3 separate regions of the Homo sapiens genome follow, and regions 1 and 2 are each linked to region 3. The links are chromatin loops, found by intact Hi-C in ENCODE. Cell type or tissue: mammary epithelial cell. All regions are shown on one strand.

What was found. A loop is a pair of places that touch in the nucleus more often than their neighbours do. Peaks named below come from ENCODE experiments on the same cell type or tissue, not always from the same donor. Only the 100,000 strongest peaks of a DNase experiment are listed, where the experiment ranks them.
Region 1: it touches region 3 in a loop (8-fold over the local background); 9 of 110 quality-filtered maps call a loop at or near these places.
Region 2: a loop joins it to region 3, with 9 times the contacts of the local background. A loop is called at or near these places in 18 of 110 quality-filtered maps.

What each region holds. Positions count from the first base shown.
Region 1 is chr10:34,985,422-34,993,421 of GRCh38, reverse strand. No RefSeq gene overlaps it. Among named protein-coding and RNA genes, the nearest start is that of LINC02635, 16 kb to the right of the region's middle. In mammary epithelial cell, a CTCF peak has its summit at 7,375; DNase peaks (open chromatin) are centred at 1,161 and 4,541; H3K27ac peaks cover 2,968 bases.
Region 2 is chr10:34,970,512-34,978,511 of GRCh38, reverse strand. LINC02635 (long intergenic non-protein coding RNA 2635) reads right to left here and starts at 5,494. Exons shown (of 2, transcript XR_001747419.1): 1 at 4,424-5,494; 2 at 2,934-4,339. In mammary epithelial cell, a CTCF peak has its summit at 3,936; DNase peaks (open chromatin) are centred at 4,561 and 5,191; H3K4me3 peaks cover 539 bases; H3K27ac peaks cover 672 bases.
Region 3 is chr10:34,720,963-34,728,962 of GRCh38, reverse strand. The region is part of intron 1 of PARD3 (par-3 family cell polarity regulator); the gene reads left to right. Among named protein-coding and RNA genes, the nearest start is that of PARD3, 90 kb to the left of the region's middle. In mammary epithelial cell, CTCF peaks have their summits at 4,972 (motif pointing left) and 7,325 (motif pointing right); DNase peaks (open chromatin) are centred at 3,912, 4,982 and 7,562; H3K27ac peaks cover 1,147 bases.

The DNA of each region.
Region 1 (8,000 bases), 260 kb before region 3:
AGAGATGATTTCACCATGTTGGCCAGGCTGGTCTCGAACTCCTGACCTCAAGTGATCCACCTCCCTCAGCCTCCCAAAGTGCTGGGATTACAGTTGTGAGCCACTGTGCCCAGCCAAAATAGAAGAGATTCTATTACAGCATAAAATACTTTGTGGAAATAAGAAACAAGGCCCGGCTCGGTAGGTCATGCCTGTAATCCCAGCACTTTGGGAGGCCCAGGTGGGCAGATCATGAGGTGAGGAGATCGAGACCATCCTGGCCAACATGGTGAAACCCCATTTCTACTAAAAGTACAAAAAATTAGCCGGGCGTGGTGGCACGTGCCTGTAGTCCCAGCTACTCAGGAGGCTGAGGCGGGAGAATCACTTGAACCCAGGAGGCGGAGGTTGCAGTGAGCCGAGATCGTGCCACTGCACTCCAGCCTGGGCGACAGAGCGAGACTGTCTCAAAAAAAAGAAAAAGAAAAAGAAATAAGAAACACGAGTTTTTCATTTTAAATTTCAGTTGATGACTGAAGAAGAGGATAGTTGCAGGCTAAATTAGTGGCCCAGGAGATTCAGTGAGAGAAAAATCTCAAAACATAAAACAAAATTACAAGCAGATGGAAATATTGAAGAAACTGACAAAGTATTTGAAGTCTGGATTCAGACAATCTTACATGTAAACAATAAAATGCCTAGAAAGGTTTTTTAAAAAGAAAAGTAGAAGAGAAGCTGTAATTAAACCAAACCAATAATAATAATAATAAATCATACGTACTAAAAAGAAATTGAGTATTCGAAGTGAAAGAATTCACCAAATTCCAATCTGGATTAATAAAACACTTAAGGAATATCCTGGTGAGCTGGGCGCGGTGGCTCATGCCTGTAATCCCAGCACTTTGGCCAGGCTAGTCTTGAACTCCTGACCTAAAGTGATCTGCCTGCCTCAGCCTCCCTCAGTGCTGGGATTACAGGCGTGAGCTACTGCGCTCAGCCTATATAACTGTTAAGGTAAAAGAAATATATTCAAAATTACACAAGATTTAGAAAATAAATCCTATACCTACTTCTGTTTGATGAAAATATTCCAGAAGAACTCTAATCAAATGATAAGTAATCAGAAAGAAGACCACAAGATTGCCGTGATGAGTAATGAGTGTGTGTGTGTGTGTGTGTGTGTGTGTGTGTGTGTGTGTGTGTTGCAATACTGGGTAAGGGAGCAGAAGGATAGTTACAGCATTCTTAAGATATTATCTTACAGGCCAAGTAATGGAGTGTCTTGGTGAACAGAAATATTTCATACTGTGCTTTTTTCTTTTCACAGGTAATGGTAGAGAAATATTTGTTTATGTGTATCCAGTATAGAATGGAATCATTACTGATATGGAAAATTACATAAGAACTTTGCATTTTTCAGGTCTGTTAAGGAATGACAGAATGACACACCCATTCCTTGCTCCATCCCCACTTCCAATTTCCACATCCATACACTGGAAATTCTTGATTTCTTTAGCCAAGGACACAGCTTAATAAATTAAAGATATCATGCAGGACTAAAAAATATGTGTTTTTTGGTGCTGATAGAATCTTGCCTGATTTGAGAGGTTTAATTCTAGGGTGTTTAACAGACCTTTATTTTTTAGAACTTGCATTCTGTTCAGGAAAAATTTATATAAATGACCTTAATACTTCCATGTAATGAATGGATACAAACATGAGGAGCTGCTTGTTTGTGTGTGTGTGTGTGTGTTTGTATGTGTGTGTGTATATGTGTGTGACAATCTGTCTTTTTATTGGAGTATTTATGACATTAATGTTTAATAAAAGTATTAATCTATTTAGGTTTAAATGTACCATCTAACTAGTTATGAGGGTCTTTAAATTTTAATTTGTTTTTATTTCATTTTTTTTTAGAGACAGGGTCTCCCTCTGTCACCCAGGCTGGAGTGCAGTGGCATGATCATAGTTCACTGCAGCCTCAAACTCCTGGGCTCAAACAGTCCTCCTGCCTGAACCTCTGAGTAGCTGGGACCACAGGCATGTGCCACCATACTTGGCCAATTATAAAATTTTTTGTAAAGATGGGGTCTTGCTATGTTGCCCAGGCTGGTTTTCAACTCCTGGCCTCAAGTATTTTTTCTGCCTGGGCTTCCTAAAGCCCTGGGATTATAGGCCAGGTTCGGTAGCTCATACCTGTAATCCCAGCACTTTGGGAGGCTGAGACAGGCAGATCACCTGAGGTCAGGAGTTCAAGACCAGCCTGGCCAACATGGTGAAACCCTGTCACCCTGTCTCTACTAAAAATACAAAATTAGCAGGGTGTAGTAGCACTTGCCTGTAATCCCAGCTACTCGGGAGGCTGAGGCAGGAGAATTACTTGAACCCAGGAGGCAGAAGTTGCAGTGAGCCAAGATCCCACCATTGGACTCCAGCCTGGGCGACAAGAGGAAAACTCTGTCTCGAAAATAAATAAATAAATAAATAAATAAACAAATAAATCAACCAACCAACCAACCAACCAACCAACCAACCAACCAACCAAAGCACTGGGATTACAGACAGGAGCCATAGAACCTGACCTAATCTTATTTTATTTAATTTTTAATTTTTTTTTTTTTTTTTTGAGATGGAGTTTTGCTCTGTTGCCCAGGCTGAAGTGCAGTGGCACGATTTTGGCTCACTGCAACCTCCGCCTCCCGGGTTCAAGTGATTCTCCTGCCTTAGCCTCCTGAGTAGCTGGGACTACAGGTGCCCGCCTCCATGCCCGACTAATTTTTGTATTTTAGTAGAGACGGGGTTTCACCGTGTTAGCCAGGAGGGTCTTGATCTCCTGACCTCGTGATCTGCCCACCTCAGCCTCCCAAAGTGCTGGGATTACAGGTGTGAGCCACCATGCTGGGCCCCTAATTTTAATTTTAATTGACAAGTAATAATTGTATGTATTCGTGGAGTACAATGTGATTTGATACATGTTGATGATGTGGACTGATTAAATCAAGCTAATGAACATATCTATCACCTCACATACTGTCATTCCTTTGTGGTGAGAACGTTTTTTTTTCTGAGACAGATCTCGCTCTCCGCCCAGGCTGGAGTGCAGTGGCGCTATGTAGACTCACTGCAACCTCTGCCTCCCAGGTTCAAGCGATCCTTCCACCTCAGCTTCCCGAGTAGCTGGGATTACAGGCATGTGCCACCACACCCGGCTAATTTTTGTATTTTTAGTAGAGACAGGGTTTCATTATATTACCCAGGCTGGTCTTGAACTCCTGACCTCAAGTGATCTGCCTGCCTTGGCCTCCCAAAGTGCTGGGATTACAGGCATGAGCCACCATGCCCAGATCTTTGTGGTGAGAACATTTAAAATCTAATTTTGGGGGTCTGCATTTCTTGAGTCAATTTTAGAGCCAGGAAGGCCACATCTTTGGAGTGAGAGCGGGAGTCAGGGTCAGTTCCTCAGCATCACTAAGTGGTCCCTCACCATCCATCTTTCCAGCTGGAAAGCAACTTGCTGGCCACTCACCAAAATAACAAGTAGGAAAGGTAAAATAAAGGAGGATGTGATCACATCAGCAAAAAAACAAAAAAACAAAAAACAACATTAAAGAGAGGAAATGCCAGTGTAAAATAAATGAAATAAATAGTAAAGAAGTAATACTGTTGCTGGTGAATAGAATGCATTGTCGCATATTATATGTGGATCTTCTGTTTATCATCTTGCTAAACTCTCTCCTTTATATATTCAGTCTTCTAGGAGAGGATTCATACAATCACAAAATAATTACAGTTTTATTTCCTCCCTTTCAGGCCTTTGACTTGAATTTGTTTTCCTTGTATTGGCCGAAATATATGGAATAGACATGGTGATCTTGGTCTTCTTCCTGATTTTAAAGGATACTAATTATTTTAATGGAATTTATATGGGCCTCATGAAATGAGTTGGGAAGTAATCTTTTTTTCTCTACTCTCTAGGAAAATCTATAAAATTAGAATGACATTTTTCAAAAAAGTTGACTTGCCTGTGAAACTAACTGGGCTTGGTGTTTTCTTTGTAGGAAAGGAGCCCATTTCTGACATTCATCATACTGTTTAGCAAGCCACTAATTTTACAAATGAAACCGATTTATGACATTCATTTTGCTGCTAAAACCCCACTCCTATTGATCAACGTATGTACAGTGAAGCCTTTGTGGTAGCTGACTCTGCTGTGCAGCCTTAAGGTGAAATGTTAGCTGACCACTCTTGAAGAGCAAGTTCCTGATTAAAGACATTGACTTCCCTGAAGTGTATCTTAAATGAACATACACACACACACATATGCAGGCATGCCTACATACATCACATTATCCTTGCCAAAGTATCTTAAAGAAAGTTACAGTATTTTAAAGTAAATTGATCTCCATGCATTGATTTTTTAAAACCTATTTTTGGGATCCTGGGCTGACTTCTTTTTGACACCAAATTAACGTCAAATCATTTGCTTCCTGACTTGTTGAAACATGAATACCTGGAAAGAAAAGCTCTCTGTGAAGCAGAGATTAGCTCTATGAGAAAGCAGAAGAAAAGCATCTACGGCAAGCCTGAGCAGGCTCTGTAGGTTCAATCCTTAAGATTCAGTCCTTGAAAAACAGATTGAACTCTTGCTCCCAAAGATAAGATCACCTTTTTGGAGGAAATGTCAAAATTTAAGAAATCAGAATAAATCCTTTCTTAACCATTCCTTCATTCACATAGCAGTTATTGGATGTCTCCTAGGTGCAAGGCACCATGATAGACACCACGGATACAAAGAGTTACTTGCCCTCAAGTAACTCGCTGTCTAGATAGGATTAAATAGAGAATTAGCCAGGTGTGGTGGCTCATGCCTGTAATCCCAGCACTTTGCGAGGCTGAGGTGGGTGGATCACTTGAGGCCAGGAGTTGGAGACCAGCCTGGCCAACATTGTAAAACCCTGTTTCTACTAAAATACAAAAATTCGCTGGGCATGGTGGTACGTGCCTGTAATCCCAGCTACTCAGGAGGCTGAGGCAGGAGAATCGCTTGAGCTGGGACCCGGGAGATGGAGGTTTCAGTGAGCCGAGATCACGCCACTACACTCCAGCCTGGGCTACAGAGCAAAGCTCTGTCTCAAAAAAAAACAAACAAACAAACAAAAAAAAACTGTAATGACCAACACAAAATCAGATCCAATTTACTGCTTGAGGAAACAAGACCAAATAATGAGAATCAGTATCAGCAGACAGTAGGGACAGACTCACAGCTACTCCTGATAGTGCAACTACTAGTTACAAACTGTAAACTCACTATGCCTATTATGTCATGGAGCTGGAAACCAACATTTTCAGGAAGGAACTATAACTATAAAAAGTTACACTGGGCTGGGCACAGTGGCTCAGGCCTATAATCCCAGCAATTTTGGAGGCTAAAACAGGAGAATCACTTCAACCCAGGTGTTCAAGGCCAGCCTCAGCAACATAGTGAGACTCTGTCTCTGCAGAAATTGTTTTTTTTTTTTTTTTTTTTTTTTTTTTTTTGAGACAGAGTCTCATCATTCAGGCTGGAATGCAATGGCGTGATCTTGGCTCACTGCAACCTTCACCTTCCAGGTTCAATCAATTCTTGTGTCTCAGTACCCCAAGTAGCTGGGATTACAGGGTCACACCACCATGCCTGGCTAATTTTTGTATTTTTAGTAGTGATGGGGTTTCACCATGTCGACCAGACTGGTCTCGAACTCCTGACCTTAAGTAATCTGCCCGCCTCGGCCTCCCAAAGTGCTCGGATTACAGGCACGAGCCACCACGCCAGGTCAAAAAATGTTTTTAAAATTAGCTGAGCATAGTGACTCACTCCTGTTATCCCAGCATTTTGAGAGGCTAAGGTGGGAGGCTCACTTGAACCCAGAAATTTGAGGCTGCAGTGAGCTATAACTGCACTCCAGCCTGGGGGACAGAGTGAGACCCTGTTTCAGGGGGAAGAAAAAAGTGACATTGCATATTTGAAAAAAAATATTATATCTGCCTAGGTCCAAATACAAGAGAGAAAACACATTGTAATTTAAACAGGGATACTTAATATAAATAATTATTGGCCAGGCACGGTGGCTCACACCTGTAATTCCAGCACTTTGGAAGGCCAATGCAGGAGGAGCGCTTGAGCTGAGGAGTTTGTGACCACCCTGAGAAACATGGCAACTCCTCATCTCCACAAAAAAATACAAAAATTAGCCAGGTCAGGTGATGTATGGCTGTCATCCCAGCTACTCAGGAGGCTGAGGTGAGTGGATTGATTGAGCCCGGTCAAGGCTGTAGTGAGCCATGATCATACCACTGCACTCAAGCCTGGGTGACAGAGAGAGACCTTGTCTAAAGAAAAAAAAAATTACTATAACAAAGGATTAGAAAAGGATTAGAGCTGGGTGCAGTGGCTCACGTCTGTAATCCCAGCACTTTGGGAGGCTGAGGTGGGTGGATCACCTGAGGTCAGGAGTTCAAGACCAGCCTGGCTAGCCTGGCCAACGTGGTGAAACCCCGTCTTTACTAAAAATACAAAAAATTAGCAGGGCGTGGTGGTGGGCACCTGTAATCCCAGCTACTCGGGAGTCTGAGGCAGGAGAATTGTTTGAACCCAGGAGGTGGAGGTTGCAGTGAGCCGAGATTGTGCCACTGCACTGCAGCCTAGATAACAAGATCGAAACTCCATCTCCAAAAAAAAAACAACAACAAAAAAACCAAATCATTAGAGTAGCAAGGGATTGACTAGTATGAAGTAAATGCCTCTAAAAAAAATATAGAGCTGGCAGATTTGAAGAGCAGTCGCTAACTCCAGGGCTGAGATTGAGCACCTTAGCCCACGCCCAGGGCTCAGATTCTGACCCTGTTGAGAGGCCATGGACAGCTCTGGCTCACTGGAAGGCAGAGAAGTTGCTGAGCTGCTGCACTGGTGGAACTGCTGGAAATCTGCCTGATATGATTTGGCTGTGTCCCCACCCAAATCTCATCTTGAATTCCCACATGTTGTGGGAGGGACCCAGTGGGAGGTAATGGAATCATGGAGGCAGGTCTTTTCCCATGGTGTTCTTGTGACAGTGAATAAGTCTTACGAGATATGATGGTTTTAAAAAGAGGAGTTCCCCTGCATAAGCCCTCTTCTATTGTCTGCCGCCACGTGAGACGTGCCTTTTGCCTTCTGCCGTTATTGTAAGGCCTCCCCAGCCACATGGAACTGTAAGTCCATTAAATCTCTTTCTTTTGTAAATTGCCCGGTCTCAAGTATGTCTTTATCAGCAGTGTGAAAACAGACTAATACACTGCCCTTTAGGGTGCTGGGGAAAGCTGTCCACAGGAAAGGACATCACTAGAGATGAGATGCTCTACTACAAAAGTGCCAGGGGAGGGAGTACTGGGTCCATTGCTGGAGCTGGGTGCTGAGGAAGCTGCACTCACTGCAGAAGCCTGCACGAGAAAAGCTATGCACTCTGCAAGAGCCTGCCCAGCCCTGTACACTGGGACCTTCACCTGCAGTGTCTGTCCATCATTCTGTACTTAGAAAGCCTTGGTGTCTGCTAGCATGGGAAAAAAATACTTAAAGGACAAGATCCACTTTCACAGAGTATCGAAAGGGGTGAGTTTGTTTTGTTTTGTTTTTGAGATGGAGTTTCACTCTTCTTGCCCAGGCTGGAGTGCAATGGCACGATCTCGGCTCACTGCAACCTCTGCCTCCTGGGTTCAGGTGATTCTCCTGCCTCAGCCTCACAAGTAGCTGGAACTACAGGTGCCCACCACCATGTCCAGTTAATTTTTGTATTTTTAGTAAAGACGGGGTTTCACCATGTTAGCCAGGCTGGTCTCGAACTCCTGAGCTCAGGTGATCTGCCTGCATTGGCCTCTCAAGTGCTGGATTACTCGCGTGAGCTACAATGCCTGGCCTAAAAGGAAGAATTTGGAGGCAAGAGGCAATACATTGATAACCAGCACAAGAAATTAGAAGAAATTTTAGAAGTGAAAAATAAAATAGA
Region 2 (8,000 bases), 250 kb before region 3:
CTCCGCCTCCTCTACTCCTAATGGTTTACCCCCAGCAGCCAGACTTGGTCATTGTCAGAGTGCAAATCCAATCGTGTCAATTTCCTGCCTTGGAACTTTCAAGAGCTTCACGTTACCCTCGGGATCAAGTCAAAATTCCTTGTACATTACACACCTGGCCCTTCCCAGCTCCACTACACTAAACTATCTCTACTTCTGCAATCCCTTCTGCAGGAATGCCCCTCCAGCCATCACCTGCTGATCACGACTCAGCTCTGGGCCGTTCCCCCAGGGGCCTCTCTGATCCCACCTCCTTGTAGGGCTTCTTCAGCCCGCTGTGCTTTCTCACTGTCTGTCCTAGCACCTGTCGCAGTGTTGAAATGGCCAGTTCCTTCATTTTTTCTCTGCTCTCAGTTTTTTATTTTTTACTTATTTATTTATTTATTTTTTGAGACAGAGTCTCACTCTGTCACCCAGGCTGGAGCGTGATCTTGGCTCACTGCAACCTCCACCTCCCAGGTTCAAGCAATTCTCTTGACAGCCTCCTGAATAGCTGGGATTACAGGCATGCGCCACCACACCCAGCCCTGGCTTTATCTTAGCATCTATATTTTCACAATGCAGGTACTAGGGGCTCAAAAAAAAAAAAAAAAAAAAAAGAGGTCCTCAAAAGGATGGATGAAACACCGACTTTCTCAGCTAACCTCTCCTGGCTCACATCAGTCCCACACCCACTGGACATATTTGCTTCTTTCTTTCTTCTCTTCTTCCCATTTTTTTTTTTTCTCCCTGAGACAGGGTCTCACTCTGTTGCCCAGGCTGGAGTGCAGTGGCACCATCATGACCCACTGCAGCCTTGGCCTCCTGGGTTCAAGCAATCCTCCCATTTCAGCCCCCCAGAATTACAGGTGTCCACCACCATGCCCAGTTAATTTTTTTATTTTTTAAAGAGACAGGGTTTCACTATGTTGCCCGGCCTGGCCTTGAACTCCTAAACTCAAGGGATTCTCCTGCCTCAGCCTCCAAAATTCCTGAGATTACAGGTGTGAGCCACCTCACCTGGCCCCATTGTCTTTCTGTCCCTAGTTCTGCCCCAAGAGGTGACTGTGGTATAGCAGAAAGAGTCCATACAAAATCATTTACAAACAAAGCCTGAAGTGAAACAGCAAATGGTTAACAGTGGTGGCTTTGCGGGGCAGGACAAAAGACAATACTTTATTCTTTCCACCTTTTTTTTTTTTTTTTTTTAGTATTTATTGATCATTCTTGGGTGTTTCTCGCAGAGGGGGATTTGGCAGGGTCATAGGACAATAGTGGAGGGAAGGTCAGCAGATAAACAAGTGAACAAGGGTCTCTGGTTTTCCTAGGCAGAGGACCCTGTGGCCTTCCGCAGTGTTTGTGTCCCTGGGTACTTGAGATTAGGGAGTGGTGATGACCCTTAATGAGTATGCTGCCTTCAAGCATTTGTTTAACAAAGCACATCTTGCACCTCCCTTAATCCATTTAACCCTGAGTGGACACAGCACATGTTTCAGAGAGCATGGGGTTGGGGGTAAGGTTATAGATTAACACCATCCCAAGGCAGAAGAATTTTTCTTAGTACAGAACAAAATGGAGTCTCCCATGTCTTCTACTTTCTACACAGACACAGCAACAATCTGATTTCTGTATCTTTTCCCCACATTTCCCCCTTTTCTATTTGACAAAACCGCCATCGTCATCATGGCCCATTCTCAATGAGCTGTTGGGTACACCTCCCAGACGGGGCGGCTGCTGGGCAGAGACGATCCTCACTTCCCAGATGGGGCAGCTGCTGGGCGGAGGGGCTCCTCACTTCCCAGACAGGGTGGCTGCCGGGCGGAGGGGCTCCTCACTTCTCAGACCGGGCGGCCGGGCAGAGATGCTCCTCACCTCCCAGACGGGGTCGCGGCCGGGCAGAGGCGCTCCTCACATCCCAGACGGGGCGGCGGGGCAGAGGCGCTCCCCACATCTCAGACGATGGGCGGCCAGGCCGAGATGCTCCTCACTTCCTAGATGGGATGGCGGCCGGGAAGAGGCGCTCCTCACTTCCCAGACTGGGCAGCTGGGCAGAGGGGCTCCTCACATCCCAGACGATGGGCGGCCAGGCAGAGACGCTCCTCACTTCCCAGAGGGGGTGGCGGCCAGGCAGAGGCTGCAATCTCGGCACTTTGGGAGGCCAAGGCAGGCGGCTGGGAGGTGGAGGTTGTAGCGAGCCGAGATCACGCCACTGCACTCCAGCCTGGGCAACATTGAGCACTAAGTGAACGAGACGCCGTCTGCAATCCCAGCATCTCGGGAGGCCAAGGCTGGCAGATCACTCACGGTTAGGAGCTGGAGACCAGCCCGGCCAACACAGCAAAACCCCGTCTCCACCAAAAATATACGAAAACCAGTCAGGCGTGGCGGTGTGCGCCTGCAATCCCAGGCACTCGGCAGGCTGAGGCAGGAGAATCAGGCAGGGAGGTTGCAGTGAGCTGAGATGGCGGCAGTACAGTCCAGCTTCGGCTCAGCATCAGAGGGAGACCGTGGAGAGAGAGGGAGTGGGGAGATGGAGAGGGAGAGGAGGGAGAGGGAGAGGGAGAGGTCTTTCCACCTTTTTTTGTATTTATCAAATTCACTATATTTTCTAATGGGAAAATACTTTTTTTTGTAAGAAAGAGCAGTCCGGGTACAGTGGTTCATGCTTATAATCCTAAAATCCAACATTTTGAGAGGCCAAGAGCCCAGGAGTTTGAGACCACCCTGGGCAACATAGCAAGACCTTGTCTCTAAAGAAAATTAGCTTGGCATGGTGGCACATGCCTGTAATCCTAGCTACTCTACTCAGGAGGCTGAGGTGGGAGGATCACTTGAGCCTAGGAATTCGAGGTTACAGTGGGCTACAATTGTGCTGTAGCAGGACGGGCCACAGACAAAACTCCTCAGACACTGGATTGAAGAAGGAAGAGGTTTTTATTTGGCTGGGAGCGTTGGCAGACTCGCATCTTAAGAGCCGAGCTCCCCGAAGACAGAGTTCCTGGCCCTTTTAAGGGCTTACAACTCTAAGGGGTTCCACATGAAAGGGTCGTGATGGATTGAGAGCACATGTGGTTAGAGGAGAGGGGGGTGGTTAACCTTTTAACCTCAGGCCAGGTCATCAGTGGCACTGGCTGGTCTTGCCACTGACTTCCTTCCTGTTGTTTTTCAACTTTTACTTCCTCCTGTTCTTCAGAGACAGGAGACAGTAAGAGAAATGGCTTCCCTCCTCATTCTCCCCTTTGAGAACCTCACTCACTAGTGGGAGTTCTCACTTCCACCTACATTACCTAGGTCTTCCTGCCAGTCCAATTCCATTGACTCCTAGAGTTACATACTCTCTTGTTTTCCAATGGGGATTAAGTAGTTCTACTGGGTTGTAGCACACTTGAGTCTGGTCACTTCCTGAGCTGCATACCTTGTACTGGGTGGCATTATACACACAAGTCCCTTTTAAACAGAAAGACTGTTTTAACTTTTTGCCCTACCTCAGTCTGAGGAAGGTCAGTTGAAGTCCTTACTGTACAAGTCCAAAATTTAAGAAAAATGAGTTCCACGATGAGCTTCCTCATGCTTCGGCCGTGCATGGACTAGTCAGCTTCTGGGTGTGACTGGAGCAGGGCTTGTCATCATCTTCAAGGTCACTCTGCAAGGGTTGTCCGGGCTTGGTCTTGCCTCCCAGGTTTCAGGCGCTGCAGGTTTTACATGGCTGTGGTGGATCCAGGCTGGGATTCCTTCTACCTTCACAGCGGTGAGAGTGGTCAGGATGACAATCTGGGGTCCTATCCACCATGGGCACAAAGAAGCTACATTCCAGTCTTTAATCCATACTTGATCACCTGGGGAGAAAGGGTAAACTGGGGAGAATAAGCTAACAGGGCATCTCTCATTTACCCAGGCTGAGATTGTTTGTGCAATTTTTCCTAGAGCCTGTAGCTGTCACTGTAACTCAATTTCACCTAACTCTCGGGGAGTGCCTGGAAGTCCCCGCAATATGGGAGGGGGCCTAATATTTTATAAGGGGAATATCCTGTTCTTTTAGAAGGGGTACATCTAATTTTAAATAATACCATAGGGAGAGCCTATATCCATTTTAATCCTGTATCCTGACATACTTTCCCTAAACTATTTTTGATAGTCCGATTCATCCACTCCACCTTTCCGGAATTCTGAGGCTGGTAGGCGGCATGCAGTTTCCATGTGATCCCCAATACCTTTGCTGTCTTCTGTATCAAGTCAGCCACAAATGCCGGCCCGTTATCTGAGCCGATCCGTAAGGGCAGTCCAAATCTAGGAATAAGATCTCGAAGAAGCACACGGGTTACTTCACGAGCTTTCTCAGTTCATGTTGGATAAGCCTCCACCCACCCAGAGTAGGCACACATGAGAACTAGTAAATACTTGTTACCTCCACACTTTGGCATCTCTGTGGAATCTACCTGGAGATCTTCAAAGGGGGCTGCTCCATAAGCCTGTATGCCGGGTGGAATGGCTGGACCTTGCCTCGCATTATGCTGTCAGCAGGTAACACACTGCTGCGTCACTATTTTGGCAGGGGCTGACAAATGTGAGATGTAGAAATACCAGCCTAACAACTTTTCAAGTGACTCCTGGCCTAGATGGGTGGTTTTATGCACAGCCAGTACAACTGCAGCTCCTAACAGCTGTGGCACAGCTACTCTCCCATCTGGTAACCAAATCCATCCTTCCTGCATCACTTGTCCTCCATCTTCCTGGAGAAAGTCCTTTTCTTTAGAATAAGTAGGTGCAAGATCAGGTGCTTGAGGGAGCAGAGGGGCTGTGACTGATGCCCGGAAGGGGGCAGTTGCTGCTTTTCGAGCCTCTGGGTCAGCGAGGGAATTCCCCAAACCCACCAAGGTGGAAGCTCGCTGGTGTCCTCTGCAATGCATAACTGACACCTTGTGGGGTTTCCATACTGCTTCTAATAATTGCAAGATTTCTTGTTGATATTTTATGTCTTTTCCCCCAGAGTTCAATAGGCCCTTTTCTTTATATCATGTTCCATGCACTTGAAGGGTTAAAAAGGCATACGGAGAATCAGTGTAAACGTTTACAGTCTTACCTTCACTGAGTTCTAAGGCCCGAATTAAAGCAATGAGTTCAGCTTTCTGGGCTGAAGTGCCCTAGGGCAATGATCTGGCTTCAACAACAGTGTCCAGGGTTACCACCGCACACCCTGCACCTCTCTCTCCTTGTGGGTTGATGAAGCTGCTCCCGTCCACGTGTAGTTCCCAGTCTACTGATGCCCAAGGCTGGTCCCGGAGGTCAGGTCTGCTAGAGTAAACTGAGTCTAACACTTCTACACAATCATGCTCGACAGTGCTCTCTGATACCGGGAGCAAGGTGGTGGGGTTCAGGATGTTACAAACTTCAGCGGTTATATGGGGATTTTCACAGAGCAAACTTTGGAACTTGGTGAGTCTAGCATTCATTAGCCAATGATGTCCTTTAGTATTCATTAAAGTCACAGCATGGGGGGCCTTTATGTTCAGGTTTTGCCCAAGAGTCAGCTTATTTGCTTCTTCACTAGCAGGGCAGTTGCTGCCAAGGCCCTCAAACATGGGCCATCCTTTAGACCCCACAGTTTGGGTTAAAACTCCAACTGCCATCTTTTCTCTCTCTCTGACACATACAATGTAAAAGGCTTTGTCAGATTGGGTAGCCCCAGGGCTGGGGCTGACGTAAGTTTTTCCTTTAACTCATGAAAGGCTTGCTGTTGTTGGGATCCTCATTCAAAAATTTCCCGGTCCTCCCTCTTTGTGACCTCAAAGGCTTGGCTAATACTGCAAAGTTTGGGATCCACAGTCTACAAAACCCCACAGCTCCTAAGAATTCTGTCAACTGCCTTCTGCTCTTAGGCTCCAGTAGATTGCAAATAACCTGCTTTCTTTCTGACCCCAGGCTGCGCTCCCCCTGTCGGATAGTAAATCCCAAGTAACGTACCTGCTGTCGGGAGATCTGAGCTTTTTTCTTGGACACCTTATACCCACAGTCCTCCAGGTGCCGGAGTAGGGCATCCATTCCCTTGGCGCACCCAACTGCTGTGGGGTGTCCCAGCAAAAGGTCATCAACGTACTGGAGCAATACACAGCCTAGGTGTCTGGTGGGAAATTCCTGGAGGTCTCGAGCCAATGCCTCCCCAAAGATGGTGGGGGAGTCCTTGAACCCTTGGGGAAGCCGGGTCTAAGTGTATTGAGTAGTGATAACTGACTCCAGATCTTCCCACTGAAAGGCAAACAGCTTCTGGCTCTCACGGGCTAATCTGATACTAAAGAAAGCGTCTTTCAGGTCCAAGCAGGTGAACCACCTGTCCTCAGCTGGCAACAACCCCAACAATGTGCACGGGTTAGATACTGTTGGATGTAAAGTCACTGTAGCTTGATTAACCAAGCGCAAATCCTGTACCAGCCTGTAGTCCTTGGTCCCTGGCTTGGGAACAGGCAGGAGGGGAGTGTTCCATGGAGAATGACAAGGAACTATAATTCCAAAAGTTTTTAGGTGCTTGAGATGGACCTGGATACCTTTAAGAGCTTCTCTGGGGACCGGGTACTGTTTTTGCCTAACCAGCTGGGCCCCAGGCTTAACTTCTACAAGTACGTGGGCTTGGTTGACTGCCAACCCTGGAGGGTTGTCTTCTGCCCATACTCTTGGCCACCGCTTAGCCAGAGCTGGTCTTATCTCTTGGCTTGGCTCAGTTAAGAAAAGTCTCCGTTCCTCCTCTCGGGGAACCGTAAGGGTCATAATGACTCCCGTTCTGGGTAATGTTAGCAGCAAAGAGCCATGCTCTGTAAAAGAGATAGTGGCTCTCAGCTTGCTAAGCAAGTCCCTTCCCAACAAGGGCAAGGGACAGTCAGGCATGTACAAAAACTGATGAATCACTTTATGTCCTCCTACAGCACGAGTCCGGGGCCAGCAGAAAGCTTGCTTTGCTGAAACCCCCATGGCTCTGATTATGTCAATAGTCTTTTTGGATAAGGGGGTGACTGGGGCGGTTACTACTGAATGTTCAGAACCGGCATCTAAAAGAAAATCAATGTCTTTACCCCCGACTATCATTCTAACCATAGGCTCTTTGGGGGCACTTGAGCCCGGTCCCCCTCAGTCCAGTAACCCTTCTGCCAGGTTGAGCAGGGCCCCTTCCTCCTTGTCTGGGGCCTCCTGCTCTGAGTCACCTTGTTTTCTTTTTAGCTGAGGGCATTTGTTCTTCCAATGTCTTTTTTTTTTTTTTTTTTTTTTTTTACAATAAGCACACTGGTTACGCTGCAAACTCTGACAGCCAAGCTGAGTTTCTTTCCCAGGACCCCCCTTCCCTTGCCTCTTTGTGGGGACCCCTCTGATTGCTGCAGCTAACAGGTCAGCATTTCGCCGGGCCTGACATTCATTCTCTTTGCGGTTTTCCTTATGGCTTACTGCATCCCTGTTTACAAACACCTGGTTAGCTATTTCTAATAACTGATGTGTTCATCCCTGCAAACCCAGCCTGTTTCTGCAGTTTTCTTCTAATGTTTTCTGCGCTTTGACTAAGTAAAGCCATGTTAATCATGCACTGATTTTTAAGGCTATCAGGATCAAAGGGAGTATACATACGATAGGCCTCACACAGTCTCTCATAGAATTGTGCTGGACTTTCTTCTTTTCCCTGAATGACCTCAGAGACCTTAGTAACGTTTGTAGCCTTCTGGGCTCCCCTCTTTAATCCTTCCAAGAGAGCTTCCCTGTATCAGTTTAGCCTTTGCTTATCCTTTCTTTCATTTGGGTCCCACTGGGGGTTGGTTCCTGGTAACGGGGTCCTTACATACCCTTGGGGGTTTTGGTAATCAGCTGGTGCATGTTCCTCTAGCCACTTAGTTGCTGCTTGGAGCACTCTCCACCTTTCATCTGTGTTAAAGAGGAACATGAGCAACTGGTGGCAATCAGCCCAGGTGGGGTTGTGGGTCTGGATAATAGTTTGGAGCAAATCAATT
Region 3 (8,000 bases):
AACATATCGGAACCTAGAAAAGGTACAGTAGAAATACGGTATTACAATCTTATGGGACCACTGTCTGTGTGCGGTCTGTTGTTGACTGAAATGTTATGCAGTACATGGCTGCATGAGATTAACTTGATAATTTTGCCTGATATGAAACCTAGAATATTACATTAAATATGAGAAACCATTTAAAAAACTAATGTACCTCCTGAAAATTTGGACTTTTTGACTGCTACATCTAGGTAATGAGAAACAAAAGGCAAGTACAGAAATGGTTGTATTCTGCTGGGCAATAAAAGCCTTTTACTGCTGCTTGGGATGACTTCATCCAAATTGGGAGCACTTAGAAATAGACAACAATGTGACATATTTACTGGAAACTGATTAGCAGCATTAGGACAAACACAAGTGTGTCAGTTTAAAGTGGAGAGTACTTTGAGGTGCATATTTTCCATTTTTATTATTCATCTGTTAGGGCACATTTCAGGGTTGAAGAGAGGTTTGGTGTTTTTTTTCCTGAAGTGCCCCTGCGTCATTGCAGTTCTGTGAAAGTATTCAAGATGTGGGACTAGCTGGCTGCTAATGTGACTATTTTTCTAAATTACAAAAACGTTCAGAAATGACATTTAGCGTCAGAATCCTTTAGATACTTTATTTGCTATTTAATGTACAGGCTTCCTGAAGAATATTTGTATGTATTTGAAGCAGTATATAATTTTGTCAAATATTCAAGAGCCTAAATTTGAGTGTTTTCTAAAAACAGTATTTTATTACATATGGTAAATTTGGTAAATTCTTAACTAGATAGAAAATAGAGAATAAAGGGCTTTTACTCTGTGTTTTTCTTGCCTACAGATTCATCATACATACTGTGAAGCCTCGAAATGCCTAGAGTCTAATAAATTAGACTTAATATACCTACTTGTTGATCCAGAATGCATTGCAAGGATCTTGTATTGTCTCCGGGTTGACATGTTGAATGTTGCTTGTCAGATATCGGGTGCTGAAAAGGCCTGTGCCCAGTATGTGGTAATGGTTGAGTCTGGAGGGGTTGGATGGAAGTGGTGTGTGTGTGTGTGTGTGTGTGTGTGTGGCGGAGGGAGGGGGTTGCATACTTGTGTTTCACCTGCGTGCGTGCGTGTGTGTGTGTGTGTGTGGTGGAGGGAGGGGGTTGCATACTTGTGTTTCACCTGCAGTAGGGAAACCTTTTCATTCTCCAGCAGGCCGGGGTTTCGTAACAGGGCTGGAGGAATGTTATTCTGGCAACAGTGTGTGTGATTGGGAATGGAGAGATGAGAGACCGGGAGCAGAAAGAAAACCTTAAAGGCTTCAAAGTGCCTATAAATCATTATGTATATAAACTTGGACTGTTTTTTTTGTTGTTGTCGTTCAAAAAAAAAATAAACATAGCAATCTCTCATTGCTGTGCTCAGACTTGCTTCAGTTAAATAAATTTTGACTACAGAGTACAAGGTGGTAGTTCTTTGTGCTTGCAGGTGTCAGCAGTCTGGAAGGACTGATGTACTTTGGGTCCTATGAGGCTTGCCCTGCCTGCAGGGAGAAGGCTAGAACACATTGTTTTAATGATGTCTGTCATGGCCAGCCTGAGAAATTGAGAAGATGCTGCATAAAACGTGGGAACGTGCAGTGCTTCCTGAGACCTGGGGAGCCTGGGCCAGAGCAAGCTTGTATGCCGCCAGTGGCAGCTGTTCCTTAGATAGGGTTCATGCTCTCAGGCTTGCAGGCACCCACTCATCCTGTCCCTCATTTACCTGCCTGGCTCCCATAGGCTTATGAGCTTGTGACTCTTGAGCCAAAGTCTTTAAACATATTGGAAGGATGGAATCCCCCACCACACAGGGTGCAGAGGGAATGGATGCTTTGTGGGCTCTAAGGATAGTGTAATGGTAAGAGCAGTGGTGCCTGTAGATCTTGTACTTCCCCTTTATTTTACAGGTTGGGGAATAGGCAGAGCTTTTATTTGTCTGAGCTTACCCAGCTGGTTATTGGCAAAGCAAAGACTGGACTTGATTCCCTGTCCACAGAAAAGGGTAGAAAGTTGCTGACAATAGAGGGCTCTGTGGTCAGAGGAGAAGTTCAGAGGTCTGTGCTCAGAAAGGAGAAAGTATAAAGATGTAATGCTGGCCTTTCCTTATACATATGAGACAGAAAAGACCCCCGCTCCCGCCTCCCCCCACTTTTTTTTTTGGAGATGGAGTTCACTCTTGCCGCCCAGACTGGAGTGCAGTGGTGCATTCTCAGTTCACTGTAGCCTCCACCTCCTAGGTTCAAGTGATTCTCCTCAGCCTCAGCCTCCTGAGTAGCTGGGACTACAGGTGCCTGTCACCACGCCCAGCTAATTGTGTATGTGTTTGTGTGTGTGTGTTTTGAGACAGGGTCTCACTCTGTCGCCCAGGCTGGAGTTCAGTGGCACAATCTTGGCTCACTGCAACCTCTGCCTCCTGGGCTCGAGCGATTCTGCCTCAGCCTCCCGAGTAGCTGGGATTATGGGTGTGTGCCACCACGCCTGGCTAATTTTTGTATTTTTAGTAGAGATGGGGTTTCACCATGTTGGCCAGGCTGGTCTCAAATTCCTGACCTCAGGTGATCCACCCTCCTTGGCCTTCCAAAGTGTTGGGATTACAGGCGTGAGCCACTGTGCCCGGCTAATTTTTTGTGTTTTTAATAGAGACACAGTTTCATCATGTTGACCACGCTGGTCTTGAACTCCTTAACTTAGGTGATTCACCCACCTCCCAAAGTGCTGGGGTTACAGGCATGAGCCATCGTGCCTGGCCAAAGCTTTTGTTTTAGTAAAACATGAACTCGATTTGTTCTAAGTATAAAAGTAGTTATAGCCAAGAGCTTTAGGAAGTTATATGGCATCTGTTGATGGTTAAAAGACATGTTAGGCAGAAATCCTTGTGGTGCTAATTGATTACCTTTACACTCCCTTAAGTCTGGAAAGAACTTTAACCAAATGGCATTCTAAAGACATGTATGCTTAGATACTGCAGTTATCTGTTACATGACTGAGAACGTGGGATTAAAAAAACAACAACACACAAACGCATTCACTCAAGACAGTAGAACTAGTCCACAGCAAGCAAATAATGTTTTAGGTGTAGTAAAGTATCTGCCTTTTTGCAAAGTAACTTTTGTTGTTCAGTTGCAGTCCTGGTGTTAGCTACCCAAGCTGGCTGGACATTGTGTCATCTGAGTTTCTTTCTAATTCACTTGTTCTTGGTTGGAGTGTTGTGTAGTTAGTAAAGCTCGCAGGTGTTTCTGATACAGCCAGGATTGAGAACCACCATGTATTCCCTCATTCCCTTTTGAGATAGATTGACACTAGATATTGTGCCCCCCCAAGGGTAGATTTTTACGATGAATAACACTACTCCTCACAGTTGAGGAAGTAGGGACTGTTGTGAAAATCCTGGCTTATCAGAATGGCAACGAATACTTAGCAGTGACTGAATGCCTTGAGCTATTCGGAGAGCTTGAAAAGTTTTGACTGGGCTGGGCGTGGTGGCTCACACCTGGAATCTTAGCACTTTGGGAGGCCGAGACAGGTGGATCACCTAGAGGCCAGGAGTTCAAGACCACCTTGGTCCAACATGGTGAAACCCCATCTCTACTAAAAATACAAAAATTAGCCAGGCGTAGTGGCAGGCATCTGTAACCCCAGCTACTCAGGAGGCTGAGGCAGGAGAATCGCTTGAACCTGGGAGTTGGAGCATGCAGTGAGCTGAGATCACGCCACTGCACTCCAGCCTGGGCGACAGAGTGAGACTCCGTCTCTCTCTCTCTCTCTCTCTGTCACACACACACACACACACACACACACACACACACACACACACACAAAGTTTTGACTCATTCAATCCTTTTAACAATTCTATGAGTAAGGGACTCTTGTTACTCACATTTCTCAGATGAGGGAAACGGGCAGAGAGAGGTTAAGTCATTTGCTCCAGCTATGTCCAGTCTTCACTGTTAATTCCTAGGCTCCATTGCTTGTACTGAATGAGCTGATGCTTCCTTCATATTTGTAACTAATCAGCTCACTGAGCGGATTTTAGAAGCTCTAGCATTTCTACTGCTCCAGCATTTGCTCCGCAGTTACGTTGTTGTCACTTGGGCTACAGCATCCAGTAGACTGATGTTCAGGGCTCTCCTGCAGACTGCTGCTGCCCGTGGTAGCACAGCCCAGCTGACTTGACCTATCCCCAGAGCTCTTCTTCACCTCTACACCCCTGCCTTTGTCCTGAGTTAATAATATAACATAACAGTAAAAACAAAAATATTTTGTGGTCAGTTTTCTAGTTACTGGGTTTAATGACAACTAGCCAGTTTAGCTTATATATATTCACTATAGTATTTCCTTTAGTTCTATGTGCTATGTTTACTGTGATCATAGTAAAATTATTTTAAATACTTGATTGGGATTAGAACAGGGCAGCCTCTTATATATAACTTAATTTTTTTACTAGCAAGTTTAGAAATTTACCAGCAAGTTTATAATTTTTTCTAGCCAATGTATGAGCTTATAAACAAAACAAAAAACTCTTTAGTTATGTAAGAGAACTGAAGGGAAATTACAGTGCTATCTTCACCACTGCAAGAGGGTAGGTGCTTGTATAAGCTTTTAAAAATGGGCATGACTTGCAAGGCTATTTTAGTTGCATGGAGAAAGCCATAGATCACAATGCAGTTTCCAACCATACTGCATTGACTTAAAAAAAAATACCCTGAGAGATAAATAATTAAACAATATGGGATGCATTTCATAGAATCTTCAGGATTACATGCTTATTTTCTCACGAACACTGAGTTTATTTGAATTTTGGATTATGTATATACTGTCCCTGTGCTCCATACGAAGTTTCCATTAAGAATGTGTTCTTGCTTTAATGATGTGCACTCCTGTTTCCCTCTGCAGTGAACAGGAATTACCAAGCTTGTGCTCGTTGAGTGCTCTCTGCTGGTGGCTTTGGGTTTTAATATCAGTAACAGATCCACCAGTGAAGTGTAGACGAGAACTCAAACTGGAAAGTGAAAGGAGCCCAGCTCCCAGCCTGCGGCACCCTTCCACTGTGAGCCCAGAGTGCGATTACAGATGTCCCCTAAAGAAGTGCCCCCATCCCTGGTCCTGCATCCCTGCGGTGTGCTCAAGCCTGCAGTTCCTCCGCTGCATCGCCGTGATCAATACTTGAGCATATTTTAAAACACAGTGTACTAGAATGATGCCAGATTTATGAAGTGATTGAGCTTTTTCCCTAGGCGGGGAACAAGCTGTGGAAAATGGGAAGTTTAAAAGTCTTCTGACATCATAAAGCTGAGATTAATTACTATGATCTGATTGATATCTAATACATTTTGGTTTTTCAAACAGAGTTTGAAATAATTGGTGATATGAGCTCAAAGAAGTTTATGATCTTATCAGAGGTGACCTTAAAATTTGGGGAGTCAGAAACAGAAGTCAAAGGCACTATGCTTCTTTAAGGAAAAAAGCAATCAGAAATGCATAATAAACATAGTGACTTTGCTTCTGTGTGTCTCTCTGGCTGTTTCAGCCATCATTGGTGGCCTTTTTCTCGTATGATTTTACTGGATACATGTAAATCAAAGGCATCCTCTAACCTTTCAAGTCAATATATGATTTCTTTTTTGTCCCCCAGACAGAGCCTCGCTCTGTTGCCCAGGCCTCCTAGGTTCTCCTGCCGCAGCCTCCCAAGTAGCTGGGATTACAGGCATGTGCCACCATGCTTGGCTAATTTTTATATTTTTAGTAGAGACAGGGTTCTTGCCGTGTTGGCCAGGCTGGTCTTGAACTCCTGAGCTCAGGTGATCTCCCACCTCAGCCTCCCAAAGTGCTGGAATTATAGGTGTAAGCCACCGTGCCTGGCCAATATATATATTTTTGTAAAAATATGCTTTCATTAGGGAAAATTTCAAATATACTACAATTGTTAAGAGAATAACATACCTCCATGTACCTGTCACCCAACTTCAGCAATTCACATTTTTGGCCAATCTTGTTTCTTCTGTACCCTCGCACTATTTCCATTCCATCATTTTGAAATAAATCTTAGATATCAGATAGTTACACTGGTAAATATTTCATCATGTTCAATATATGTATTTGTCAAAAAGGAATATTAAACTAATATCCTGCCTTCTGCCTCACTTTCTAAAGAAGATACTGTGTTTTGAAAGGTGGCTTACAAAATGCTTTGTGATATTCTAAATGCTGAGGCAAAATATATGAAGTTAAATGTTTTTGAGATGAAGGCTGTCAACAGCTTTCGGAGCATAGGCAAGAAGATTGTGGGGCAAGTGTGCGCAGGAAGTGTGAGGCCCAAAGTGTCCTGCCCTGGAGAGTGAGACGGAACATCCCCAGGGAGTACCGTGCTGAACATCAAGCCTGATCTTACCCTGCTGTCACAGGAGATTAAGTGGCCAGGCTGGTTCTTCAGTCCTCATTTCTCAAAACACATACATGGATGTTTTCTATGATTATAGTTTATAGTGACCTTGTGCAGAAGCATTGAGCCAGTTTATTATTAAAACTTGGACTAGGTAAACTATAATTTGATTTCTGTACAGGCGATAACCACTGGAGATAGCAAGAGTGAATGACAGTGTGGTGACGGGCAAATCTTATTTGTTACTGTTTAGACAATCTATATATACATAGATAAACAGTCTATATATATACATAAAACAACAGTATATATATAAAAATATATAAATATATGTCTCAAAAATATATATTTTGAGACAGGATCTCACTTTATCACAAGGCTGGAGTGCAGTGGCACCATCATGTCTCACTGCAGCCTTGAACTCCCTGGGCTCAGGTGGTCCTCCTACCTTAGCCTCTGGAGTAGCTGGGACTACAGGCACGTGGCGCCATGCCTGGCTAATTTTTGTGTTTTTTATTATTATATTTTTTTAGAGATGGGATCTCACCATGTTGCCCAGGCTGGTCTTGAACTCCTGGACTCAAGCGATCTGCCTGGTTTGGCCTCCCAAAGCTCTAGGATTACAGGCGTGAGCCACTGCACCCAGCCTGTTTAGACAATATTAAAGCCATTGTTTTTCTAGTGTTAGAGTTTGTATGTTATAATTTAGTACATGCTTAATTGAAGGTATTGGTGTAACCCCAAAATATATATTTTTCACATAACTCAGATTAGCAGTGGTATTTAGTGCTTTAGTTATATCTTCCAGCAGATAACTGAATGGATCTCACTTTATTTTTATCATAATTGGTGAGAGCTGGGAATCTTATGTCTCCAGGAGATGGCTGTACAGGAACTGTGTGTGATTCGCAATGTGGAAGAGCAGGGTCTTGCTCCCTTGGGAACCCTGCAAGTAGTTGAGCCCCCTGGTCACTCAGCTTATCACTGTGGATGCTGGGCACTCCTGGGGGATGCTCTGGAGCCCCTCTCAGGGTATTGCCTTTTCGCTGGCTATGGGGTTGGAGGAGAGGGTCAGACTCCTTCCCTGCCCTCAGCTTGCCGGCTGCCCAGGCACACCCTGTGTGCAGCTTCAGCATTCCTGTGGCATTGGTCTCTGTGGTTTTTCTTCTTTTCACATAGCTTACTTTACGCCCTGTTCGCTCCACAACTCTTTTCAAAGACAGGATGGAGGTACAGGAAGGAAATAACTTAATTTGAATATTAAAATTCTGTTAATTTTAGAATGCAGTCTCTTCAGTTCTGGAATTGATTTCTTTTGGTTGCTGTTGGTCTTTGTAAGGAGCGTAACATTGCTTAAGATTTATATATAACCGAGTCATTTTCTGTCTCTGTATCATATTCCTTTAGGTAAGCTTTTTCAAAGTTACTTTGAATAGTTGATATAGATTTAGAACAAACGAGTCACCATTCTCAGGATACTTCTATTGCCTTTCTGGAATAATGCAGCTCATTGTTCTGCCAAGTATCCTCTAATCAGCCTGAAAAGTGTTTTCTTTTATTTCATCATGACATTGGGCCTTT